2 separate regions of the Homo sapiens genome follow, and region 1 is linked to region 2. The links are chromatin loops, found by intact Hi-C in ENCODE. Cell type or tissue: GM12878. All regions are shown on one strand. Each heading gives the region's core, and the rest is flanking DNA. Links, peaks and the distances in the headings are about the cores only. Region 1 has its middle 3.5 kb from the start of OR5A2. Region 2 has its middle 72 kb from the start of MPEG1.

Region 1 (5,391 bases), core at 87-5,086, 150 kb after region 2:
TGAGTGAATTGGGCTCACTCTCCAAGAATTCCTCCAGCCCTGAAAGTCTGATGTTTCAAAACATTGATTTCCTGTTTTTTTAAATGTTTTCTTCAGAAATAAAGTTTATAAAAAATGAATTCATCTATTTCATGGAGACTAAGTCAGCAATCCTCAGTCTCAAAAGAAAAAAAATTAAATGAGAGAAATGTCTTCTATATAAAGGGGTATAATTACTGAGACTCTTGACTTACAAGGTAACAGGCTTAATTTAGGGAAGAAATTTAGCAACTAAGACTGTTGACAGAAACGGAGGTAAATGTCTTCAAGAATCAACTGTGAACATGAAAAGGCAAGGAAGTCCATCCTCAAAAGAAACATTCTTATCTAAGTTTGAAGATAAACTGTCCTAGGAAATTCTGATGCTGAAAGAGTAAACCCCAACTAACTATGAAAGAGTTTGATACTGAGTTAAGATCTGGGAAATTTAAAAGGTAGATCTCACAGTTATGAAGGATACATTTTTCTAGGATTAGAAAAGGCTGATAAGGGCCGGGCGCGGTGGCTCATGCCTGTAATCCCAGCACTTTGGGAGGCCGAGGCGGGCAGATCACGAGGTCAGGAAATTGAGACTATCCTAGTTAACACGGTGAAACCCCGTCTCTACTAAAAATACAAACAAAAAAAAAATTAGCCAGGCGTGGTGGCGGGCACCTGTAGTCCCAGCTACTCAGGAGGCTGAGGCAGGAGAATGGCATGAACCCGGGAGGCAGAGCTTGCAGTGAGCCGAGATCGCGCCACTGCACTCCAGCCTGGACGACAGAGAGAGACTCCGTCTCAAAAAAAAAAAGAAAAAGAAAAAGAAAAGGCTGATAAGATAGGGTAGTGATAGATTTCATCTGTCATGGCAACTCTGATTATAGTGATAATGACTATCTACAAAGTAAGATTGAGAATCTTAAGAATAAAGAGCAATAATTTCTTTTGCACCAGTTTGGATGGAGCTGGAGGCCATTATTCTACATGAAGTAACTCAGGAATGGAAAACCAAATACTGTATGTTCTCACTTATAAGTAGGAGCAAAGCTGTGAGAACACAGAGACATACAGAGTGATATGGACTTTGGGGCCTCAGGGGGAAGGGTGGAAGTGGGATGAGGAATAAAAGACTACATATTGGGTATAGTGTGCACTGTTTGAGTGACAGGTACGCTAAAATCTCAGAATTCATCACTAATAGAATTCATCCATGTAATCAAAAACCACTTGTACCCCTAAAGCTATTGAAATAAAAAAAGAACAAATTATAAATTAACAATGTCTGCATTGGACAGAAAAATGCAGAATGAGGACTCAGAATGTATTTATTAACCTAGTCTATAAGAAATCTGAGAATGAGGAAGAAAGTCATCCTATTAAATCCATCTGGATAAAACCATAAACTCTTCATGCCCTTACTTTAAAAAATCAAATTTGATCAAAATAGCAGAAGTTTCAGTGAACATCAGAAAGTAGCAAAGGAAATATGTTACGGGACAATATGAATATATTTAATATTACTCGTTTACACTTAAAAATAATTAAGATGATGTGATGGTGAATTTTAGGTGTCAACCGGACTGGATTAAGAGATATCCAGATAGCTGGTAAAGCACTATTTCTGGGTATGTCTGTAAGACAGAGGATGTTTTGAACCAGTGGACTGAGTAAGGAAGATCCACCCTCACTCAATGTTGATGGGCACCCTCCAATCAGTTGAGGGCCTGGAAAGAACAAAAAAGCAGTGGAAAAGTAAATTCCCCCTCTCTCCTCTGAAGTTGAGATATCTTTCTCTCTTCCTTTGACATCACATCTCCAGGGTCTCCTTTGGAGTCTGGGATTTGCATTAGTAGCCCCTTAATTTATCAGGTGCTTGGCCTCATGTTGAGAGTTACACCGTTGGCTTTCTTGGTTTGGAGGCCTTTGGACTTAGACTGAACCATGCTCAGGAAGTCAGGATTCTGTGATTGTTGAGCTTGCAGATGTCACATTATGGGACTTCTCAGCCTCCATAATCTCATGAGCCAGTTCTCCTGATAAACCCACTCTCACCTACCCATCTGTTAATATCTGTCCATCTATTCATCTATCTGTCTATCTATTCATACATCCTCCTGGTTCTGTCTCTCTAGAGAACCCCAACTAATAAAGATGGTAAACTTAATGTCATATGCTTTTTACCACAATAAAAAAGTATGAAAGCAAATAGCACATAAAGGCAAATAAACTCCATATCGAATTATAAGTGTTTAGAATTGGAAGTGCTTTGATGTTCAACTCAAAATTTATCTCCCTAGGATTCTATGCATCTTAGAGTTTGTTCTCTGACAGCATCTCCTGAAATATGATTTACTTTCATTTTAGCTTAACATTTTAGCATAGCTATTTTAATGAGTTTACTTGAATCATTTCAAAGAAAACCCAGAGAAAAATCCAAATATCCTTAGTAGTAAAACATCTTAACTCTCAAATTGGAATTTGAAAAGTTATCTCAGGGTGCATTTCTTCCACTAGCGACTAGGAAAAATTTCAACCTGATATGGATCCAAAGTGTTTTCACAAGACATCTCTAACAAACCCAAAGTGAAGGTATATTGAAAAGTTTTAGAGGTCTTTAACAATTTATACAAGAGGGAAAGCGCAAAGGCATCATAGGACCTGAATTATAATTCCCATTCTACTATGGCAGATTGCGCTGTTGATCTCTCTTGACCCCTCTCTGGACCTCAACTTTTTTTATTCTGAAACCAAAGAGCTAGAATAGAAAACCTCTAAAAACTCAAACAGCATGATTACTGCTAAGATAACTTAATTACTAAACCATTGTCTGTCAAAACCAAGCACCTATTGGTTTTTATCCGTATGGAATGTTGCTGCCACCTAGTGGAAATATGCCTAAATTGTAGGGTCAGTTGCAATAGTGATTGATCATCCTCAAACACATTACATCCTCACTGTGATCCAAGCACTGTACCATGTGCTTCTCAAGCACCTGAACTCAATATTATCATGAAGTTCAATTCTGAGAAATAAACTAGATCAGGGAGAGGGGCAACATACTAAGCATAATGTAAATGGTAAATAACAATAATAAGCAAATATGTTTGGATAAGGGTGACGTAACTGAAAACAGGTATGTCATAAGTTTACATTCATGGTATAATTTTTTTAAAGCAGATTTTTAAATATTTAAAAAGAGATACAATGACATAACAAGAGAGCAAATGAGAAGAGTAGGCATCAGAAGTAAAAATAATTGGTAGTGGGGACCACACGTCATGGGCTGAAATCCATCCGATTGCCAGTGTGTGGTCTTGGATGCCTCAGTTGATCTTACATAAGCTTTTCCTTTATCTCTGAAAGTGCACCAAATATATCAACATTGTATGTTTGTGTGAAGAGCATATAATATACAATCTATATGAAAACCATTATATAATCTATTCAAACATGAGGGGTTATCATGTTGATTTTTAAATTGCCCATTTGTCTCAGAAGAAACATCTCCAGCTGTAATATTCTGATAATTAGTTTATTAGAAATAGCATGAGAATCTATATTATTGTTGTCCCTGGCTAACTATATGTTTTTATTAAATACCAGTTAGCTATATGTTTTCATTAAAATGTCATCTAATTTGGATATGGTTTTCAAAAACTTTCATTTTTAGTCAATCTTGGCACAGTATTTTTTAATAAACAATTACCTTAGGTTTCAGGGTCATTTTTATTATTCATGTACTTAGTATTATCATAGCCCTAATTATTTGTAAATAATGTAAATTTTATGCCCCTGAAAAACACTTGAAAATATTAAACTCTCATTAAATTGCTAGGTAAAACTTAAACTAAAAAATGAATCATTAGGAAATTTTAAGTGTTAATTCCAAATCAAATGAAAATATGCTTAATCATTGATATAGTGAAAGTTGCAGTGAAGATTTTAAATAATGTTAATGCAAAAAATAAAGCACAATTTTCTCTACTTATCAGGGTATTTGAGGACTCATATGAATTGACAACATCATGAGTATAAATTTTCCAAGAAGGCTTTGAACATTGCACTGACTAAACATCCATTGAAATGAATTTCCCTCAGGAACTCTTAAAGGGAGCATCTCAAAAGAAAAGAATCACAAGGTACTCATCTACTTTCAGAACAATGACCTGAGCTCAGAAGAGAAAGGAGGTTCTGGAAAGAACCAGTTTTCTATCACTTAAATTATCCTTCAGCCCAGCCCAAAGACACATTCCTGAGTCCTGGCCCAAAGGGACTGGGAAAAGAATGCTGGAAAAAAGAAACTGAAAAGAGTATTGACGTGCAAGTAGTACTAATGCCAGCAGTTTGGGTAGCATCAGGGTATGATGCTCTCAATGCAGATACCTGTGTCTTCAATGCCAGCATCTTAGCCATGAGACACTGTTGTGCATCAGAGCTAGTGACATGGTGACTATCTGCAGGAAATACCATCCTGATCCATAACAGGAAAGAAGGAAAACAATAGATAACACAATAGTAGATTATTATACAAAGAGTATGTGAGCCACTCCCTGATGGCTTCCAGAACTAGGAGGAATTTTGAGGACTATGTGGGTATAGAAGGAATTCAAAGGAATCTGGGGTAGTAAGACACCCTGGAAACTTTGTCTGATAACTATTATTGTGATCATGTTTCAGTCTTCCAGCTGATGTGGGCAAGAACAGTGGTTATACATAGCATTATTAATTTAAACTCTGAGATAAGAGGAAAGAGCCTAGGTAAAATGTGTAGAAGATGAAAAACAGACCACAGACAAGACTTTGAGGATTATTCCCACATGTAAGGGTATAGAGGGAGAGAGAATCTTTGACGATTACAACGAGCCTACCATCTCTCATGTCCATTCTGTTACCCCAACACACACACACACACATACACATACATACATAACATATTTTCACCTACAACTGTGAGGGCTGAAGGCAAGAAAACAATAAACAAATGCAGCTGGTGACTCCTCCTTGGTACCAGAGTAACTCCTGGCTATGTCTTTATTGAACTGCCTCCCATGGCTACCCTGGCTTTTAGAATTGAAAATTGCAACTGCTTCTGCTTTAGGATTCCACTCCTGAAGATCGACTGCATGGCTCTTGTTCTCTTCTCTCTCTTAGAATTAGGTTCTTTGGGAATTACCTTCTCTCAAATCCAACTACCTGGTTAGGGATATACATTATATACATATTTCCAAGTTGGATTTATCCTCAAAAATATGTAAGTCTGGTTCGACATTTTAAAATCAGTCAATGAATCTCTCTTTATCAATAAAGTGAAAATCAAGGAGAAAATATATAAAATCAATCAATTCAGTATATGTCTTTTAAAAAATCCAGCAT
Region 2 (5,391 bases), core at 224-5,223:
TAACTTTATGTAATAGTATTTGGGTTGGGGATTGGTGCATTTCCAGTTGTATGAAGGATAGTTGTATTATGTTAGGTGTAGTTATGACTTTATTATTGTCCTTTTTGAAGATTATGTATGATCTTAGGAGATGTGTATGGGTTCAAGTTGACAAGTGGTGGACTTGTGATGGTTAATACTGAGTGTCGACTTGACTGGATTGAAAGATCCAAAGTATTCATCCTGTGGGTGCCTGTGAGGGTGTTGTCAAAGGAGATTAACATTTTGAGTCAGTGGGGTGGGAAAGGCAGACCCACCCTTAATATGGGTGGGCAGCATCTAATCAACTGCCAGCCCTGCTAAACGTGAAGAGATTAGGCTGGCCTAGCCTCGCAGCCTACATCTTTATCCCATGCTGGATGCTTCCTGCTCTCAAACACTGGACTCCAAGTTCTTCAGTTTTGGGACTCAGGCTGGCTTCCTTGCCCCTCAGCTTGCAGATGGCCTATTGTGGGACCTTGTGATCATGCGAGTTAATAAGAAAATCATATATATATATATATATATATATCATATATATATTTTATATATATATCATATATATATTTTATATATATCTTATATATATGATACGTATCATATAATATATATCTTATATATATGATACGTATCATATATATCTTATATATGATATATATATCTTATTAGTTCTGTCCCTCTAGAGAACTCTAATACAGCAATTAATATTTATACTAAGTATGCTTTCTTAGTTCTCCATGCCCTTAGCACTATCTGTAAAGAGAGATGCTTCCTCACAGCCAATGGGTCTCCCATTAAACACCATCAGGAAATTGACAGGCTACTATTCTCAATCTTCTTTCCATGGGAAGTGGCAGTAATACATTGTAAAGGCCACCAAAAGGGGACAGATAAAATAGCTGAGCGAAGTAAGTTGGCAGACCAAGCTAAATTGGCAGCAAGAGTGCCCCGTATTTCTGATCCACTTGAGGTCCCCCTGATCTGGAAGGGCTCCATAAAAGAAAAACCCTCAATATTCTCCTGTGGAGACATAATGGACCACCTCTCAGGGAAAGAGCTTTCAGCTCTCAGGATGGTGACAATCAGAGGATGGCAATAGGTAAAAATTTATTTAAAACGATCAAACAGATACTTAATGTTTATGAGGCTTGCCTTAAAAATAACTCCAACTAACAGATTCTTCCCCCAGAACACAAAGAATAGGATGCTATTCTATTCCAAGGAAAGACTGGCAGATGGATTTCACCCATATTCCAAGGATAAGGGACATCCAGCATCTCTTCGTATGGGTGGATACCTTCAGTAAGTGGGTAGAAGTATTCCCATGCCAGACAGAGAAAGCCTCTGAGGTAATAAAAGTACTAATCAATGAGATAATTATTTGCTTTGGACTGCCTAAGTACCTCCAGAGTGATAATGGTCTCGAGCTTACTGAACCACAGGGCAATTTCCTCCCACACTCAGCAAGGAAACACCTGAGTTAAATAAAAGAGCCATCCCTGCGATATTTAATGTCACACCGATGCCCATTGCCAGGTTACCAGATATAATTTGGAGAGTCTCATGCCATCTCTGCCTTTAGCAACCTGGTCAAGTATCTGCTGGACTTCTAGGCCACAGAAAGATGGCCACAGAGGGGTGAAGAAATAGGCTGAGGGTTCTTGGGGAGAAAGACACAGTGAGGCAGTAGGAGGTGGGGAAGAAAAGAAGACGGACTTTCACAATGGAATTAGGCACTGGGGAGAGATCAATTTCCCCACGTCAGGGAGAAGAAAGTATAGGTGGGGAAAGGGGTGGCCAGGAGCAGAAGGAAGAGGACTCAAGATGGAAAGGGAGCCGCTGTGCCTGTGGCAATACCACTTGGAGAGGTCGTTTTCATACCTTCAAGCCTTTTCCCCTGGGGTTTTGATTGTGTGGGTGCCCCATTTCTTGTCCTCTCTGCAGATGTCCAGTGAGATTTCCTCCTCCTCGTGCTGTTCTTGTGTGGCTTTCTGGGCAGTAGGGATCTTGAATTTCCTTTCTAACACTACGCCCAGCAAGGCGGGGAGCATTCCTCTGCCCTTTCTCTTGTGCCAACCTGGAAAGGTGCAGTCTAGATTTCAGTGAGAACCCTGCCAGCTGAGCCCTGTGCATCTACTACCTTGACACAGGGTGTTTTCCCACCAGAAGCCCTGCTGTGCTCTCCTGGCCCAAGTAGGGGATTCCATGCCTTCCCTTTCATGGTCTTAGCACCAGCAGCCTAGTTTCTCCCTTCCAGAGTCTCCAGGGATGGCAAATGTAAGTGGAGACAAACCTCGTCAGGTGCCCATCCCCTAAAAGGTTAATTGTGTATACGTGGCTGTGGGTGCCTTTGTGTTTTCATTCTCTTCCGCTTTTTGTTAAATTTGGTTGTCTGTGTGGTTTTATACTTGGTCAAAAGTACTCGTCTTGGTGATGCACTATTGTATGCATGAGAGAATTGGGGGAATGCGCATGTGGTACAAGAAAGAACCCCTGACCCCTTTCCTTCTCTGTGGTCCCCGGCATTAGATTGGGGGTTCTGGGAGAGGCAGGTGAATGTCCTAATGTGAATTGTTCGGTTTGTAACTGGAGTGTTTTGAAGTCTTTGGTGTTGCTCTGAGAGAGGACATCGCCACCTGGTGTTCATGAGGTGTCTGTGCAGAACAATAAATGGCAAATGAACAACCACAAAATTGTTGCTGTTGTTAACCTTCCGCCTTTTGTAGATTAGTGCACCTATTCTGTGAGGGATTTGGGTTGTCTTCCTGAGGGCAACCACAAGCCCTACCACTGGATGCGGGAAAAGTCCCTTCAGCACCCACTTAAAAAATATATCTTCCACATTGTTCTCACCCACACATTTGACCTGGTTAGACTCTTCACCTAACGGAACAGACAATATGGCTGGGAAAATAAGTAAGTGAACATGTGGGAGAAAAACCATCGTTAAAATTGTGAATGTTCATTTTTAAAGGTTCCTTCGCCTGACTACAATATGAAGTATGTTTGAATTGTTGCTTCTGCCTGTTGTTTCTCAAATAAATGTTTAATGTTAATCATCTCAAAACTGACAAGAACACAAAAATAAAATGTAAATGCAGAGCCTCCTTTGTCACCCAAATCTGTGTCTATTTCTGATAGTCCATGGAATGTGGTTTTCTTGGAAGCCAGGGTTGGTCTCCCCACAGACCCTAGCCTAAGGTTACCAGTTAGGGACCCAGGACTTGGAAGGCAGAGCCTGTGAGCTCTTCCATCAGGGATCTGACTCCGCAAAACGACTTGATGAATGCAACTGGCAAACTCCCATGTTCGGACTTCATATGCATGAGCCGTTGGACAGAGGGTTTCTTAGTACATACTTTAATGCATATTTATGTGCGATCTTGTTAGTGGGAATATAAGTTTGTGAAGAACTTCTCATTTCAATAGGCAGTTAATGCATTAAAAGTCTGGGAATTTGGGGCTGTATTTTTCCTTTCTGACTCAATAATCTTCAAAGAATTCATAGGAAAGTCAGTATTTGCAGACAAGTGGTTAACTTGGCTAAAACGTACAAAACACTCAGAACCCACAAAACACTCAGAGGTTTAGAAGAACGTTTTAATGCTTAAGAGGCAGAGTTAAGTAAAGGGGCTATAGAAATCAGTGTCCTTGGCTGGGCAGTCAGGAGAGCAGGGCTCAAATTCTGTGACTCACTTCTCTGTATCTCAGTTGGAAATGAATGGGTATCCTGGTTCCCACCTTCCCACACGCTGTGATACTTCAGACTCCTTGGATGATCTTTTCAGCCCAAGATCTTGATTGTGAACATTAACAAAGAGAACAGTCATCCTTCATAGAAGATAAATCAGTAATGATATTTGATTCAGTGAATAAATGTATCCTTTAAAAAACATTTTGTGGAGGAACATGACAGTGGTGGAGTAATTACAATCAGATGAGATTGGTATTAAAATTGAGTAAAGCCCCAACTGTTGCCAGCTGACAATCATGTGTCCTGCTAACTGCCCCAGGGCTCTCAGCCTGGAACTGAAATAAATGTGTTACAAATGGTGCTGGATGCCTTTTTCAGTTCATTTGAAAACATGGATTTGATCGTGTCAGCTCCCTTTCTGTGGGGAAAAAAAGTAGGGTCCATAATTGGTGTTACCTACTCTGTTTTGGTCTTAGGGAAGAAATAATACTTAGATGTGGGCTTACTTTAACTTCTTGCCTTTTTCACACCCAGAACAATGCAAACTTATTGAAATGTGGCATGTGCGTGTGTGTGTGTGTGTGTGTGTGTGCATATAGCAGGAAGACGGGAAGGGTAAGGACCATCCTTGGAAGAGGAAGGGGTTGTACTTTGGTAACATAGAACATAAAACCATAAAATTTGGTCTATCCAAATCTACAGCTCCTTTCAATGCCCCATTTGTGATGAGCTAACAGGACGGAATCAGGTAGTTGGTTGTGGGTAAGAATTTCAGTTTCTCCTGAGCATGAGAATCTTTTTCAGTTTTTATCTGTCTTTCCTTACTCCTTGTCTACAAACTGTCCCTTCCCCATTGACCTACTAATAGAAGCTTGTATGTTAAAATATTTTTGGAGGACTTCATGACACTAGTCAGAAGTCCAAGAGTGGTCTGGTCTAAGGAAGACTTCATGGGGAAGCTAGAAAAAAGTGGAATTGGTGCAGGCAACATCTTTCTTTTCAGATGCTGTTTAGATGACATGGAGGAGATAACACAGTCTGTCAACAGGGAGCCCTAAAAGTTAAAAAACAGTGGCCAAGCAGGACTTGTGTCTTTTCAGGGTTTTGCCAGGCTCTAGAAGCATGAAATCCAGACAACTTTAAAGGGGGTGTGGGAGAGGAGAGAGAGATGCATTTAAGCAGAAATTCTTACAGCACACACGTTGGAAACCACTGCAGACTTCAGAGTAAATGCATAGTTTCCAAATCCAAATGTTAACATTCCCCCTTCTCTGTTTTTACACAAATGCATTCAGGTGAAGAAAGTGATACATTGGGAAAGGACACCTGCTTCTTATTTTAGTCCCAGGATGGCTTTTGCTTCAAGAGTCCCAACTGTTCCCTCTCCCCAACCCCACCCTTGTCCATGTAGCAATATGAATTGCCTGGCCCAGAGACCTAAACAAGAAGTCACAAATTTCTGTGTGATTTGGTTGCACTTGCCATTTCAACACTTAGGAAAATAGAAGTAATCAGAAATGACCATGCTGTTTGGAGATGAGAGAAACCCTTTTCAGGGAGAGATTTAAGCTGGACTCTGCCCCTGCTCTTCGTCAGGATTGTCTCCAGTTGCTGCAGTGCCTGGAACCAAACTCTGCCTCTTCCAAAATGCCAAGTATCCCCTCTTCTTGAATTTCCGG

Evidence for each region. A loop is a pair of places that touch in the nucleus more often than their neighbours do. Peaks named below come from ENCODE experiments on the same cell type or tissue, not always from the same donor. Only the 100,000 strongest peaks of a DNase experiment are listed, where the experiment ranks them.
Region 1: it touches region 2 in a loop (4-fold over the local background); 20 of 110 quality-filtered maps call a loop at or near these places.

The regions. Positions count from the first base shown.
Region 1 is chr11:59,427,218-59,432,608 of GRCh38, forward strand. No RefSeq gene overlaps it. Among named protein-coding and RNA genes, the nearest start is that of OR5A2, 3.5 kb to the left of the region's middle. In GM12878, for the core only: a CTCF peak has its summit at 2,901 (motif pointing left); a DNase peak (open chromatin) is centred at 2,904.
Region 2 is chr11:59,282,063-59,287,453 of GRCh38, forward strand. It overlaps the pseudogene LOC643709. Among named protein-coding and RNA genes, the nearest start is that of MPEG1, 72 kb to the left of the region's middle. In GM12878, for the core only: a CTCF peak has its summit at 2,653 (motif pointing left); DNase peaks (open chromatin) are centred at 2,141 and 2,529; H3K4me3 peaks cover 1,718 bases; H3K27ac peaks cover 1,633 bases.